2 separate regions of the Mus musculus genome follow, and region 2 is linked to region 1. The links are chromatin contacts, found by Hi-C or POLR2A ChIA-PET in ENCODE. All regions are on one chromosome and are shown on one strand. Each heading gives the region's core, a stretch centred on a gene start or an enhancer-like site at or near the end of the contact. The rest is flanking DNA. Distances are from core to core; before and after follow the strand shown. Region 1 overlaps 3110082I17Rik (RIKEN cDNA 3110082I17 gene). Region 2 overlaps 3110082I17Rik (RIKEN cDNA 3110082I17 gene).

The links. A loop is a pair of places that touch in the nucleus more often than their neighbours do. ChIA-PET counts read pairs that join two places held with the same protein, here RNA polymerase II (POLR2A).
Region 2: a loop to region 1 is called in a map of T-helper 17 cell, with 2.1 times the contacts of the local background. The contact joins two enhancer-like sites. A Hi-C loop is called at or near these places in 7 of 37 maps with a recorded cell type or tissue (Patski, T-helper 1 cell, T-helper 17 cell and 3 more). POLR2A ChIA-PET finds 5 or more read pairs at or near these places in 1 of 5 experiments (Patski).

What each region holds. Positions count from the first base shown.
Region 1 is chr5:139,361,225-139,368,057 of GRCm38, forward strand. 3110082I17Rik (RIKEN cDNA 3110082I17 gene) reads right to left here. Exons shown (of 5, transcript NM_028469.3): 3 at 2,749-2,939; 4 at 83-164. Among named protein-coding and RNA genes, the nearest start is that of Mir339, 5.1 kb to the right of the region's middle. Within about 2 kb of position 3,527, at least 1 of the 3 ENCODE cell types and tissues checked has a DNase peak (open chromatin) inside an H3K27ac peak, as active enhancers do.
Region 2 is chr5:139,406,772-139,413,604 of GRCm38, forward strand. The region is part of intron 2 of 3110082I17Rik (RIKEN cDNA 3110082I17 gene); the gene reads right to left. All of the region lies in intron 2 of C130050O18Rik (RIKEN cDNA C130050O18 gene), which reads left to right. Among named protein-coding and RNA genes, the nearest start is that of C130050O18Rik, 4.9 kb to the left of the region's middle. Within about 2 kb of position 3,425, at least 1 of the 3 ENCODE cell types and tissues checked has a DNase peak (open chromatin) inside an H3K27ac peak, as active enhancers do.

The DNA of each region.
Region 1 (6,833 bases), core at 2,277-4,776:
TGCCCACCTGCCATGCCGAGACCCTGTGACCTGAATGTCCCACGGCCCCCCAGCCCCCCTTGGCCCATCCATGTGCACAGACCTTGTCCTCATCATACATGTGCAGCAGGAGCCACGTCTGTCTTGTCTTCTGGAACCGCCAGCTCTCCTGCTTCTGAGCCCACCTGGGAACCAAGACAGACACCTCAGGATAGAGAGGAGAACCCCGGGGGCTCTGCGGCCACACTGCCTGAGAGCATGTGCTGGCCGAGTCTGGCTTCAGGGGATGTGCCCTCAGCGCAGCCACTGAGAGTCCTCAGTCCATCTGCAGTGCCTGCATTGGTAACATTAGGGATCCAGGGTCATCTTCCAACTCTACAACTCTTCCATTTTACAACATTAAAGGCAGCATTTTACACGTTTTGAATTCGTTCATTCTTTTTTTGTGACAAGTCTTATTTAGCCAAGCTGGCCTCAAATTCACTATGTAGCTAGGCCGATCCCCCAGCGTTAGCCTCATAAGTGCTGGGACTAAAGGCGTGCGCCTGTCACCCCACCTCCCCACCCCCTGGCTGAGGCAGTGTCTCTTAATCAAACCCAGACCTTGCCAATATGGCTGGTCTCCTTAGTCAGTTTGGACTGGGGACTCCCTAACTCTGCTTTCTGAAGATGGAATTGCAGGCAGGACCCCACTCTTCCACGAATTCTGGGGATCCACACTCTGACCCCTCAGCTTCTGTGCCCAGTCTTGGCTCATTAATTCTTCACTGATGTTTCTGCCGAGGCCAGTGAAGGTCTGGAGTATGCCATCATTAGTTGGAATTTCCTTGCAGGCCACTGAATGAGTGGGCACGGCGCACACACACACACACACACACACACACACACACACACACACACCTGCCCACCCACCAGGTCTCTGCACCAGGAGGGAAGGACTGAGACTGGCACCCAGCCTCGCAGCTCAGGTCCTCACTTGGCTCTCACAGCTGCTGCACAAGGCTCACAGGCTGCCCACTGAAGCCACAGTTCTCAGCCCACCTCAGGGTTGAGCTGAACTCTCTACTTAAACCGAGTCCAAGGAGGGTCTCCTGTTGTGTGAGGACCCCAAGGACAGTCAAGGGCTACATTTTCTGTGTCCTGTTTCCAGGTCCCCACACCACACATCCTTCCATTGCCCTCACACATCCCAAGACCCTGAGAGTGATTTCTCCAGGGCAGGAGGATGCAGAGGCAGGACAACAGGCTGGGAAGGTCAGCTAGAGGTTACATATAGACCAGGGCACTCAGGCCATACCCCAAATACCTGAAATGGCAGGGCAGGGCTAGTTCTGAGCCCAGTGGGATTCAGGGTGTGAAGCAAGTGGCCATTTGGCAGATACCCTTAGGTCTCCCCAAGTTCTCAGCCACGCCCGGTAAAGAGTGAGGCTGTGCCATCCCCTCTCTGGATACAATGGTAGAGAATCCAGAAGAACGGAGCCCAAGCACACTCAGGGCTTGGGATGAAGTGCAAGGCTTCAACTGCCACCTGGGCCCGGGCTACAGTCCTGACAGAGACATTACCCAGCCTACAATGAAGGAGTTGCCGCACCGTACTTGATCTGATTCCCAGAAGGTACTGTGCTAAGGCCCACTGGCCTCTGTGGTCTTCCAGAGCACTCTGGGACTGAGGCTTGTTTTGGCTTATGAGCCTGTGGGTGGGAATCTCCACGCCCCTTCCTGAACCTTTACCTGCTTTAAGTGATCCTCATGTGCCACGGGCACCGGACAGCAGGGCCGGGAGGAACACTGGTTCTAACAGAAGGCCACTCTCTAGCTCATCCAGTGGCAAGGAATTCTGCTACGGCCCCAGCTTTGGGGTGAAGGACAGCCCTCTGCCTCTACAGCTCCTGCCAAAGCACCTTTCCACAAGGTTGCATCTGGGTCCCCTTGATCTGCCTAAAAGCTGATCTAACTGGGAGACAGGCTGCTCTCTCCACTGTGGCCTCTGCCTCCTGCATGGAGGGTGCTGAGCCTGAGCACTCTCTAGAGATATGCGTGTTCATATGTACATGCACACAGAATTAAAAATAAGGTTGCCTGCTATGATTGATGGCACACATCTTTAATCCCAGCACTCGGGAGGCAGAGGCAGGCGGATCTCTGAGTTCGAGGCCAGCCTGGTCTACAAAGTGAGTTCCAGGACAGCCAGGGCTACACAGAGAAACCCTGCCTAAAAACATTTTTGTATTCTTCTTCTTCTTCTTCTTTTTTTTTTTTTTTTTTTGCTTTAAATATTTTTAGTTATTCTTAACTGTGCCTGCTGAGGCCAGAAGAGGGCATCAAATTGTGAGCTGCCATGTGGATGCTGGGAATTGAACCCAGATCCTCTGGGAGAACAACCAGTGTTCTTAACCATTGAGCCATCTCTCCAGCTCCAAAAGAAATCTTAAAAACAAAACACCTAGGAAGAGCCCTAGTTGAAGGTTTGTCACAGTCTGCAGTCTCCTGTGGTTTAGGGCTGGGTCATCATGCCACCTAGAATGCCTGTCTTCAGTGCTCAGTCATGAGTGGGGTGCGTCTGGACACACAGTAGCCACAGGACACCTCCACAGGGTAAAGAGAAGAGGGGATGTGCTTGCAGGCAGTTCTGTGGATACAGAGCTGGGCAGGCAGGGGCCTCCCCAGTACCTGGGCTGGACCACTCTTACCCCTGCTACAATGGACCAGCTTCTACCCAGTGCCATGGGCAGTGGCAGGATGTACTGGATTCAGCACAATAGTGCTTACCCTTGGAGGTACTCCAGAGCCAGGGTGGCAGCCGAGGGCTTGGCTGGCAGCGTCTGAACCTTGGCAGTCTGTGTAGCAGCGATGCCCGCCTCCCTCAGCCGTTTCTTCTCTTCCTTCTTCCGTTCCTTCTTCAGTTTCCTTTCCAAGACTCTCCTCTCCTCTGGGGACAACTCAGGGCTGGCCTCCTGCACCTGAAAGACAAGGACAGGCTGTCAAGCTGGGCGTGGGTATGGCTCTAAGACAAAACACTGCTCACCCACTCTTCTATTCACAGCTCAGAGGCTGATCTACCTGACAGGTTTCAAGTGGACGGACCACAGTCCCATTCCTTCATGGTTTCCTGAGCCTTGTGCAGTACCCACAGCAGCCATTAGAGGGCAGCAGCCCCATGGACATCTTGTCTGTTCTTTTCTGGAACAGTTCTTGGCTGTTGGCTCCAGCCAGTCCTGAAGACCCAGGTGGGGGCTGACATGGTCTCCATTGCTAGGGACACCTCTCAGTGAAGACCCTGTAGAGTGGGACCTCGGCTATGGTGGGGCTCTGGCCTTGTGAAGCAGCACTTCTGGAGGCATCTTGCCCAGGAAGCCCACAACCTGCCCTCTCCCTCCCTCTCAGAGGAGCAAAGTGGTGGACAGCACCACGGAGGGAGGCGTTCAGCAGGGCCCAGCACGGTCAGCCCACTTTGTCTTTCCTGGAAAAAGCAGAACCAGTGTTGATTCCGATGTAGCTGGAAACCCGGAAAGGGTGTGGGGACATGGTGAGGAACCCAAGCACGCCACCCGAGCCTTTCCAGGAAGGGCGAGCTCCCCCTGATTCCAGGTTCCTGTTAGTTCCAGCCCCAGGGCAGAGTAACAAGACACAGCAAACAGAAGCGCTCCCTCCTCCCAGGGAAGCCTTACCCACAATTCGGTCACCTGACACCCATGTCTGCTCAGAAAAGAGCAGTTCCTCCCCAGTCCACAGAGGAGCTGGCCAGCGGGGGTTCTAGAGGCTACATTAGGACACCCTTCTCCTCCGCAAGGTAGCCTCCTCCTGAGGCCCAAGGCAAACGCTTGCTTCCCTCCCTCACAGTCACCCTGTATTTCCTCAGCTGGAGAGGTCCCAATTTGAGGAGGCATCCTGGGCAGGGTGCCTGAGGGCCCTCTGGGGACAAGGAAAGGAGTTTGGGGGGTTAACTTAGGCCCAGGGATAGAAGGGGAGTCTGGTTGCCCTGGCTACCAGCTCCGACTAGCTCTGGCCAAGTCCCAGAGGCTGTGTGGCTGAGTGTTTGTATAAACTGCAGCAATGGGAAAAAAAAGCAGACAGCCACCCTACACCACCCCACCCCCACCCCCGGGGCTGGCAGGCCTGCCTCTGACCCCACAACCACATGGGGTGGGGATGCACAGAGCCACCAGGGCCAAGGTCCATCAAAGGAGAAGACAGGCAGTGGAGTAGTGAGATGATGATCTGGGGAGGGGGGTATTAGCCTCCCACTGTCTATAAGACATGACCTCAGCAACCCCAGGCCAGGATCCTGGTCTTAGGGTCTAAAGATGCTGTCTGCAGACACCTGCTGAGAGGCCTATCACACACACTACAAGCTCTGAGGACTGGCTGAAGTCTCCGGGGGCTCTGCAGCCTGTGTGTCCTCCAGGAAGGAGAGCCATGGTTCCTGGATCGAGTTGGTACAAGAGAGACAAGGTGCCACCAAGATCATAATCGTGGAATTCAGTCTCTGTTGAGGCTAGCACAGATACTGCAGGAACCCAACTCTGGGGGGGGGGGGGAGGGAGAGAAGGAGGGAGGGAGGGAGGGAGGGGGGAGAGGGAGGGGGAGGGGGAGGGGGAGGGAAAAAGGGAGGGAGAAAGGGAGGGAGGGGGAGGGAGGGAGAGGGGGGGAGGGAGGGGGAGAGGGAGAGAGAGAGAGAGGGAGGCAGGCTGACTGAGTGCATGAGGCCCTGGTCAGGTCAGTATGCAATCCCAGGTGCTGGGATCTCTCACATGGGGAACTGAGTCCCTGCCCCTGCCCCTGCTGGGAATGAGCCACATGGCAGACTCTGTTATGCAACTTCCCCCATCTTCAGAAACTACAAGAATAGATCCCCACTTCTGCTAAATGGGCTCTGACTTCTCTCTTCAGAGACCCCACCATGCTGTCTCTGGCACTGGGTTTGAACTCTTGGAGGATCCACCAAGCCTTTGCCTGCTTGCTCATGTCAGCAACTCTTTTAATCCAGCAGCGGTTCTCAACCTGTGGGTCACAAACCCCCAACCAATGGGACCGCCCCGCCACCCCCCGCCCGCTAGTCACATTACAGTTCTTGATAGTAGCAAAACTACAGTGAGGAAGTATTAATCAAATTAATTTTCTGGAGGTGGGGTCACCACAACATGTATCAAAGCACTGCAGCATCAGGAAGGCAGGCTGAAAACCACTGCTCTACAGTGACCGATCACAGTGTTCCCCCGAAATGCCTCCCGCCCCAAAACCTAACACTGCCTTTCCACTGGATCTCTGAGGGGGATCATGCTGGCCCTTGTGGAGACTGTAGAGGGAGGTCTCTATCTGTAGCCACTGAAGAAACCACATCCCAGTGCCATCACTCTGTCGTTTGGGATTTGACAGAGAGAGAAAGGACACATCAAAGTTAGGCAATGGGAGCTGGGGCTGGGGCTCAGTTGGTACAGTGTTTGCCTAGCATGCAGACACTGGCTTCTAGCCCCAGCATTGCATAACCCAGGCAACGTGGAACACTTGCCCATCCTAGTACCGCGTATTGGCGGTGGGATTCCAAACACACACCGCCACAGTCAGCTTTCAGGGGGCTCTCATGGGATCTGACCCCGGTCCTCCTGCTTGTCGGGCAAGCGCTGGACTGACAGCCGTCTCTCCACCTCCTGTTTCTTTTTTGTCGTTGTTGTTGTTACTTTTTAAAATATTTACTTATGTGCATAGATGTTCTGCCCACATATATGTACACGCATGTGTGTGCCTGGTACCCTCTGATGTCAGAAGTGGGTGTCAGGTCCCCTGAAACTGGAGTTATTGGAGAACGGGATGGTTTGGTCACATGGGTACTGGTGTTGAGACTGGATCCTCTGGAAGAGGGACAAGTGCTCTAAACTGAGACCCCCATCTTTCCAGCCCCCTGGTTTTCAAAGAGGAACTTGGTACGTGGCCCAGGCTGGCACTTCTCCTGTCTCTGTAGCCTCTGGAGTCCCGGGATTAGAGCTGCCCTCTTTTCCAGCTCTTTTTTAAAAGAGAGGTAGGGTGTGGCACACACATGCTGGGTGGAGATGGCTCGGTGGGTTAGAGCACTTGTTGCTCTTACAGAGGACCTGGGTTTGGTTCTCAGCACCCACATGGTAGCTCTCAATCATTTGTAATTGTAGCTCCAGAGGGCCCAAAGTCCTCTTCTGAACTCTGGGTACATATGTAATGCTCATTCAGGCATGCATATAAAACATGCACACTGGCCTGAGCGAATGCTGCACCCACGGAGGGTCCTTGTATGGATGGTGGGCTCAGCTCTTTGCTGTCCCTACCAAAGCCAAGGAAGGCTGACACTTTGGGGCCAGTGCAGCATCAGCAGTCTCCCAAATGGCACACCCTGAGGGTTCCTCCACCCACATCTCCATCACCACTCATGGTTTGCACTGATCCAGGGCTGGCGGAGCAGGCAGCCTCTGTCCCATGCTAACAGGCAAGGCTTGCTGGGTGACTCTGGAGATTGAGAAGAAAACTGGACCATCTCCCAACAGCCTTGGTAGCTAAATTCAAGACTGCCTGGTGTCCATGACAGGGCACAGCCTGTGTGTGTGTGTGTGTGTGTAGGTTAGCTGGTAAGCTGACCTGGAATTATAAAGCCCAGGCTAGCTAGCGTCCCCTTAGGGGCAATCTTGCCTCAGGCTCCCTGAGTTCTGGATGTTGAGAAGAGTCCTGGCCAGGCATTCTGAGCCACACTGGTAAGGGGAGTCTGGCCTGCTTGTGCCTGTTGCTGGTGAGGAGGCTTAACTCTACCATCTGTAAGCAGGGGCATCCTGGTGAGTGGGTGTTTTCTGCCAGCTCAAAGACTCCAGGCGGCACTTTCTCCCTTGCCCTCA
Region 2 (6,833 bases), core at 2,175-4,674, 45 kb after region 1:
AAAGAAAGAAAGGAAGGAAGGAAGGAAGGAAGGAAGGAAGGGAGAGAGAGAGAGAGAGAGAGAGAGAAAGAAAGAAAGAAAGAAAGAAAGAAAGAAAGAAAGAAAGAAAGAAAGAAAGAAAGAAACTCTAGCCTTCTGTATGGTGATGTAGCCTTTTCCTGAAGGGCCAAGGGTGGCTCTGGTCAGCTTTCACAGTGAATGGGAAAGGCCCAGGAGTGGTCAGACAGTACAGCTCATGTTGGCAGGCAGGGCTGTCAGGGCAATTGCTATGGGAGGACTTCAGCTCTGGGGACGGGAGTGGGGGATGGAGAGAGGCCGGCGGGGCAGAACATAAAGAGTGCTCTATAGTGGGCACATCTGGAATGCATGCTTGCATGGCACATGAAACCTGGAAATGGAGAACTCTTTTGGCTGGACTGCAGCAGGGTGAGGCTAGAGCCTAGACGGCAAAAGCGGGCAGGGGCTGGAAGAGAGCCTTTGGAAACTGGTGTGATCGGGCTGGCCACCTCTGCACATGGTGGGCTTTGTACTCAGGTGTGATGCCCTCGACGTGAGTCCCTGTGAGCTAAGGCAAGGAGAGCCACTAGCTAGCTGGATGCCATGTCAGGCGCGTCCTCCCAGGGGCGCTCTACAGTGGTACTTAGCAGACCCAAACCTCCTCAGTAGACATGTGTGAGCACAGCTGTAGTGCTGATGGCTCACTGAGCCACCAGAGACAGACATCTGCTCCATCTGAAAGAGTGATGAGACAGGAAGCCAAGGCGAAGCCTTCGGCCCTTCTGGGAAGCTGCTCTGGTCAAGTGCTCCACTGCTCTCCTATTCCCTCCTCTGGAGCTCATCTGTTTGGCTCTGGCTGACCAGAAACCTTGCTCCTGCCCATACCCAGCTCAGGCAGGGTGCCATCAAGCAGCTGGCCAAAAGAGCCAGGAAGACCTGTAGCTGGGGGAAGGGCCAGCAGGGAGGGGCCACGGAGGGCAGACTGCAGAGAGAATCCATCAGGATTTCCTGCCAAAAGCCTTTGCCACCGCGGCCCAGGCCAGACTACTTTGCCACCCACTGTTGCCACCATTGCTAGGGTACCTGATATTGCAGCGTGAGAACAGAAAAAGATCATCTGACACCCCTACACACACACACACACCCACATACCCCACCCTCCACCTGCGTGCAAGTACGCACGCGCGCGTACACATACACACACACACACATACCCCACCCGCCGCCCTCGAGCGCGCGTACACACACACACACCATAGTATGAAGGCTGTGCAGATCCTCACATAACTACAGTAAGTGAATGAAGACTGCAGAAAGAATCAAGTCTACGGAAAGCCAGAAAATGGTGAGCACCGCTCCTGGTGACTTCAGTTCCGCCCTTCCCACCAGACGGCCCAGCACAGGATGGCCCAACCTCTTGCTTGTCATCTCAGGTGAATCCTGCTTTGGAGGAATCTCTTGGATCACTCACTCTAGCCTGGCTACTGGATCTCAGGACAGCTGAGGGCCTCAGGTGGCACATGGTACCTGGTGACAGGGACGGTCAGCTCCAGTACTCAGGGCCAGTACCACCAGCCCTGACTTCAGGGCGAGCTTGCTTCTCAGCACTCCCCAAGCTCAGCCTTGTGGGAAAGGTGCCACACACAGCCATGTTAAGCCATTCGGAAACCTCCAAGGACTGGGTCTCACCCTCTCTGGGGTCATCCCTCCACTCTCAGCTCCGGTGCTCATGGAGGACGCTGGGAACACTCAGGCCTTATTAAACAATCACAGAGCCCTCCCCCCCCCCCCACACACACACATGCTGCCAGGGAAGGAAGTGTGCTAGGTCTCCCGGAACGAAGGCTGAGGGGGATGCTAGGAGGCCCAGGGCCTTGGTCTGACGCCACAGGAGGTTCTACTTCTGCTTCTTACCCATGGGCCCAGAGAGCAACCACTCTGCAGGAAGCAGGAAGCCTGTGTGAGGCCAGGCAGTCTGCCCAGCTAGGCCACTGGTCACTGGACTAGAGTGCTAGTCTGGCCCATCGCACACGGGGACCGGAAGAATGTGGAGCTCCTAGAGGCCAGTGTCTGTGTGTACATGTGCACATGTATACACAGCTTATGTTGGTGTGTGCACGTTTGTAAAGATGTGTCTAGTGTGAATCTATGTGTACATACATGTGAATGTATGTTTGCCTGTTCATGTGCCTGGTGTGCACATATGTTCATGTCAGGGTGTACCTGGTACATGCATGTTTTTGTTTCTGTGTATCAAGATGCATATCTACCTATGTATGTGCACATGTACACTTGTGTGTTGGTATGTGCCTGGTTATACACACATGTGCATGCATGTCAGCATGTTCATGTGTCTGGTATGTACACACGTGCATACACATCTACAGGACACAAAAGGCATATGCACCATATCTGGAAGTTTCGAGAAAAACAAACAAGAGACTGCTTTTATCCTTATCTTAATGAAGGTAATTTTTCTGTTTCTAAAAACACAGAAACAGCCTTGGGACCAAAAGGACAAACAAGGACAGTCAGGCTATCCCTGCTGCTCATTGTGACAGTCCATGAGTCGTGCGCTGCCTTTCCAGATCCCTGGGCTGGGGGTGGGGGGGTCAGAGGCTGGTGGTCCCTTGCTGGCCCTGCACACTACTGTGGTGTCAGTTCAAGCTCCCCTTCAAGGTTACAGCTCTGTGTAGGGTTGGACAGGGGCTGGAGCAGGGCACCAGGCCACGTGTGTGAAACAGACAGGGTGACTCACAGTGGCGCTGCCCCAGGCTACAGGACAGGAGACTGCAATGGAAACATTTACAGAGCGGAGGCCAGAGGCGCTAGAATGGCTGAGTCCTGCCAAAAGGAGCAGACAGCTGAGGGATGGAGCAGGGTGGGGCCCGCCGGGTGGAAAACAGCGGGTCAGACACAGGAACCATCTCTCAGGGCAGCTCTGATCTTCCGGGTACTAGCTTTGGACTTCGTTCCTCAATCCGCTGTCCACCTCTGATCCCTTGTACGACATATTCGCAGGCCTCCTCTCCCTGGGCTGGCAGTCTGTGGGGCACCACAGTAAACCTGTGAAGGTAGTGGGGAGCCAGGAAGTCCTCCTAGGATGCCAAGGCCACTTTGCCTACTGTACTACACACATGTAAGGCCACCCGTGCCACCTGTGGATCACACAAAAGAATCTCACACATTCATGTCATTTCTGTGTTGTTTGAAAACAATGTATGAGCCTTGCTGGAAAGATCTGTAACAATAAGTGTGACTTGAAAGGAGCTGTCTGTAAGAGCATTGTGCCCATGTGGAAAGGGCTTGGTAAGCTCTCTCCTGGTTTTTAGAAAAGCTATGGGCTTTGTGAACTGTCTTCTCCCCACCTAAGCAGTGTTGGGTGAGGGGTCCACTTCCAGGAACCATTCTGAAGGGCTATTTACAGAGTGGTGGCCAAGAGCCACTGCAGGAACACAGCATTCTCAGACACTAGCCTTGGGGAGCTCCCAAGGGACACAGAGCTGACCTTGGCGGCCCTTCTGCAGGGTCGAGAGGCCACAGGTTCTCAGCCTGTAATGCATCCATGGACTTCTGGCTCTCTTCTGTGGTGCTCTAGGTTTTTTAAGAAGTCGGACTGGGTTGTGGTCGGAGAGTAAGATGGTCCAGCCACCCTGGAAAACTGGTGACCTCAGGTGACCCTGGAACTAGCTATGCCACTCTCAGATATGTGCCCCCCCCCCCAAAAAAAATGAAAGAGAGCGGAAATCAGCTGTGTGAGAGCTGCTGTCTAACACTGTGTGCACCTCTTAGTGACAGGAAGAAGTCCTAGTGGGGCAGGCAGGGACGACAAGGACACACAGTGGCAGGGAGGCAGACACCTCCTGTGTATAAGAACGCAAGACCTAAGGCTTCCACAGAGACCATGTGCTACTCTGGATGTGTCCAAGTTGCAAAAGATAAAGCAGATAAATGGCTGTTGAGGCTGGGTGTCAAGTTCGGTAAGTGAGGGAGCTGTGTTGAGTGAGGGCTGTGACCAGAGTCAAGGTGGTGCCTGTCAAGAAGAGTATGTATCCTTTCTACAGAGTCTTTCAAACAGACTTGGGGAAGAGCTTCGAGTTCTCAGGCTGACCCTGGGCTCAGGTCTCCGTGGTACTAACTCCCAGGCTGAGCCAGGCAAACCAACTCAGGCTGTCCTAGTGCGCATATGAACTGAGATGCAAGTGCTGGCAGACAGACATACTCCAGAGGACTAGTGCGTGCGTTACCCAGTGGGAGAACACTGGGACCCGAGCTCAGGCTGGCTTCCCTCTGCAGCCCTGCTGCCTCTCTCCCCATCTCTCCATCCCGCCTGAGGTGGACTACAGAGGAAGAGGACTTGAGGAACTGTTCAGGCTACAGAGAACCCAGGACACAGGGTGCCAGGAGAAGGCTGGGCACTGAAGAGCAGATTGCGGAAGGTTTGGCAGTAGAGGGCTTCAGTGGTTTTGTCAGATCCAACATATTGGTAGGTGCTTGCTAGGACTGAAAGCACGTGACCTTGGGCTCCCAAGAATGGCTGGACCCTCCGAACCTCAACAAAGACAGGATGGCAGATGGTAGTAGGGCAGTAAGGTGTGCCAGGGTGTGCTGTGCACAGAAAGCTCTTGGCTGCTCCTTCCCTAGCTGGCCTCTTTAGGACAGAGCTCCGAGGATCAGGAGGAAGACAAGCTCATCTAGTCTGCATGGGTTTCCACCCGCTCTGAAGGACAAAAGCACGGGTGGCACTCTGGTGAAATCCTCAACTTGGGCAGGCTGGGTACAGGGAGCAGAGCCCCAAGTGTGGCTGTGCAGCACCAGTGTCCGCCCCTCAGGAGACAATTACTTGCTCTCACATTCCCGGCAGGGAAGGGGCACTGGTACCCAGTACATAGAATACTGAGATCTGAGAACTGAGATGATGAAGGCCCTGTGCAGGCCCAGATGGTGCCAGAAGATGCCCTGGCTAGAGCACTTGGGACCTAAGCAAGGCCCCTCCAGCCTGAGTGGCAGCCTGCAGCCTTTTTCCCTATGGACAGAATCACACAGCCTGTGGTGAGGAGCACCATCCTAGTCCACCGCCCGGAAACTGGAGGCAGAGCTGACGGCTGCAAGCCAGAAGGGCCCTTGGTGATCAATGTCCACAGACACAGTGCCCAGCGGCACACCACGCACGAGGCATGGAGCGGCTGCAGAGGTAGAGCAGCAGCTCTGCTCCCTGACCGTGGTCAGAGATCACAAGATGACTTCCCATTCCACCTGACAAGACAGACTTGAAATTGCACCCCCCCCCCCCGGGCTGGCCATGACTCTTCATTTCCACACCGTTGGCTTCTTAAGCACTGGCAGCTGGAAGCCATCACAGCCACTGCTGTGTCTTTTCAGACTGAAAGAGACAGATACCATGAGAAGCGCTCCTGCAGGCCCACGGGGAGTAGCAAGGGCTGGCTGCTGGTGGTAGCGGTGGCACGGTAAACAACTGAGCACACCTCCGACTCATCAGTCAACCTTCCTGCTACTTGGGACACTCAGAGAGAACTGTCCTCTGGGTCTGAAGATGACAGGGTGGACAGGATGGCAAGGTACAGTGCATGACCAGATGACTGTGGCAGGTCCTTAAAGCCTAGAACCCAAGAGGCCTGTGAACAGACAGGGGCTAGCCTGGACTCCTGAATCTAGAGTAGTGCGCATTGTGAAATGCTAAAAATTAGTTTAAAAAAATTTTTATAGGGATTGGAGAGATGGCTCGGTGGCTTAGGAGCACTGGCCACTCTTCCAGAGGATCTTGGTTCAATTCCCAGCACCCACTTGGTGGCTCACAACCGTTTGTAACTTAAGTCCCTGTGTATCCGACACCCTCTTCTGACATCAGTGGGCACCAACCACACATGTAGTATACAGGCATCCATGCAGGTAAAACAAGCAGGCGCATAAGATAAAAGTGACAATAATTCAAAAATTACATGATAAAAAATTATAAAAGCAAAGAACTTTATTTAATATCAAAGAAAGGATTAGGAGTGCTCAGTTGCTTTTACAGAGGACCAGAATAAGCCCAGTTCCAGGGAACAACGCCCCTAGTCCCCTCTGCCTTCGCAGGCACATGCACGCACAGCCACCCACACATGGGCACAGTGTAAAACATTCCCAGCTCCGTGCACTCCTGCCCACCAGTCATGCTGGGAGGAGACCCCTGGCCCTTGTCCACTCTCCTCTATGCACAGAGCTCTTCCCTGCCCATCCCCCCCCCCCTCCTGTCTCATCTCTCTGGTCGGGAACCTGTCTACAGGTGAAGCAGGATCTCCCTCCATGGTTTCTATATGCAACAGCTGTTGTAGCCTTTGGCTTTTGTTACTGTAGAGAAATACAGATTCTTCATACAGCCATGGTGGGAGGCATGGCAGCGAGCAGCACAAACATGAGAAGAGGCAGAGGCAGAGGGAGAGGGAGGCTCTATAACCTCAAGGTGAGCCCTCAGTGACACACTTCCACCAGCAAGGCCATAACTCCTAAACCTCTCCAAACAGCATCACCAGCTAGGAAGCCAGTATTCAGATGTCTGACTCCGTGGGGGACACCTCATTTAAACTACCACATGCACACGCAGAGCCTCAGTTTGAGCACAGAGCAGGTACAACATGCAGGTATGCACCAGCCAGTCCAGGCCAACACATGCATGCATGTGCACACACACAAACACACACACCACCCAGACATGTGGACTCTCTTCAGAGCAAACAAAAAGCTGGCTTTGGAGCGAGATCAGCCTTCAGGAACCCCATTAAAATTATGGCTCCACTTTTATCGCCCTCAATTTCCTTTGAATAAACAGCAACACT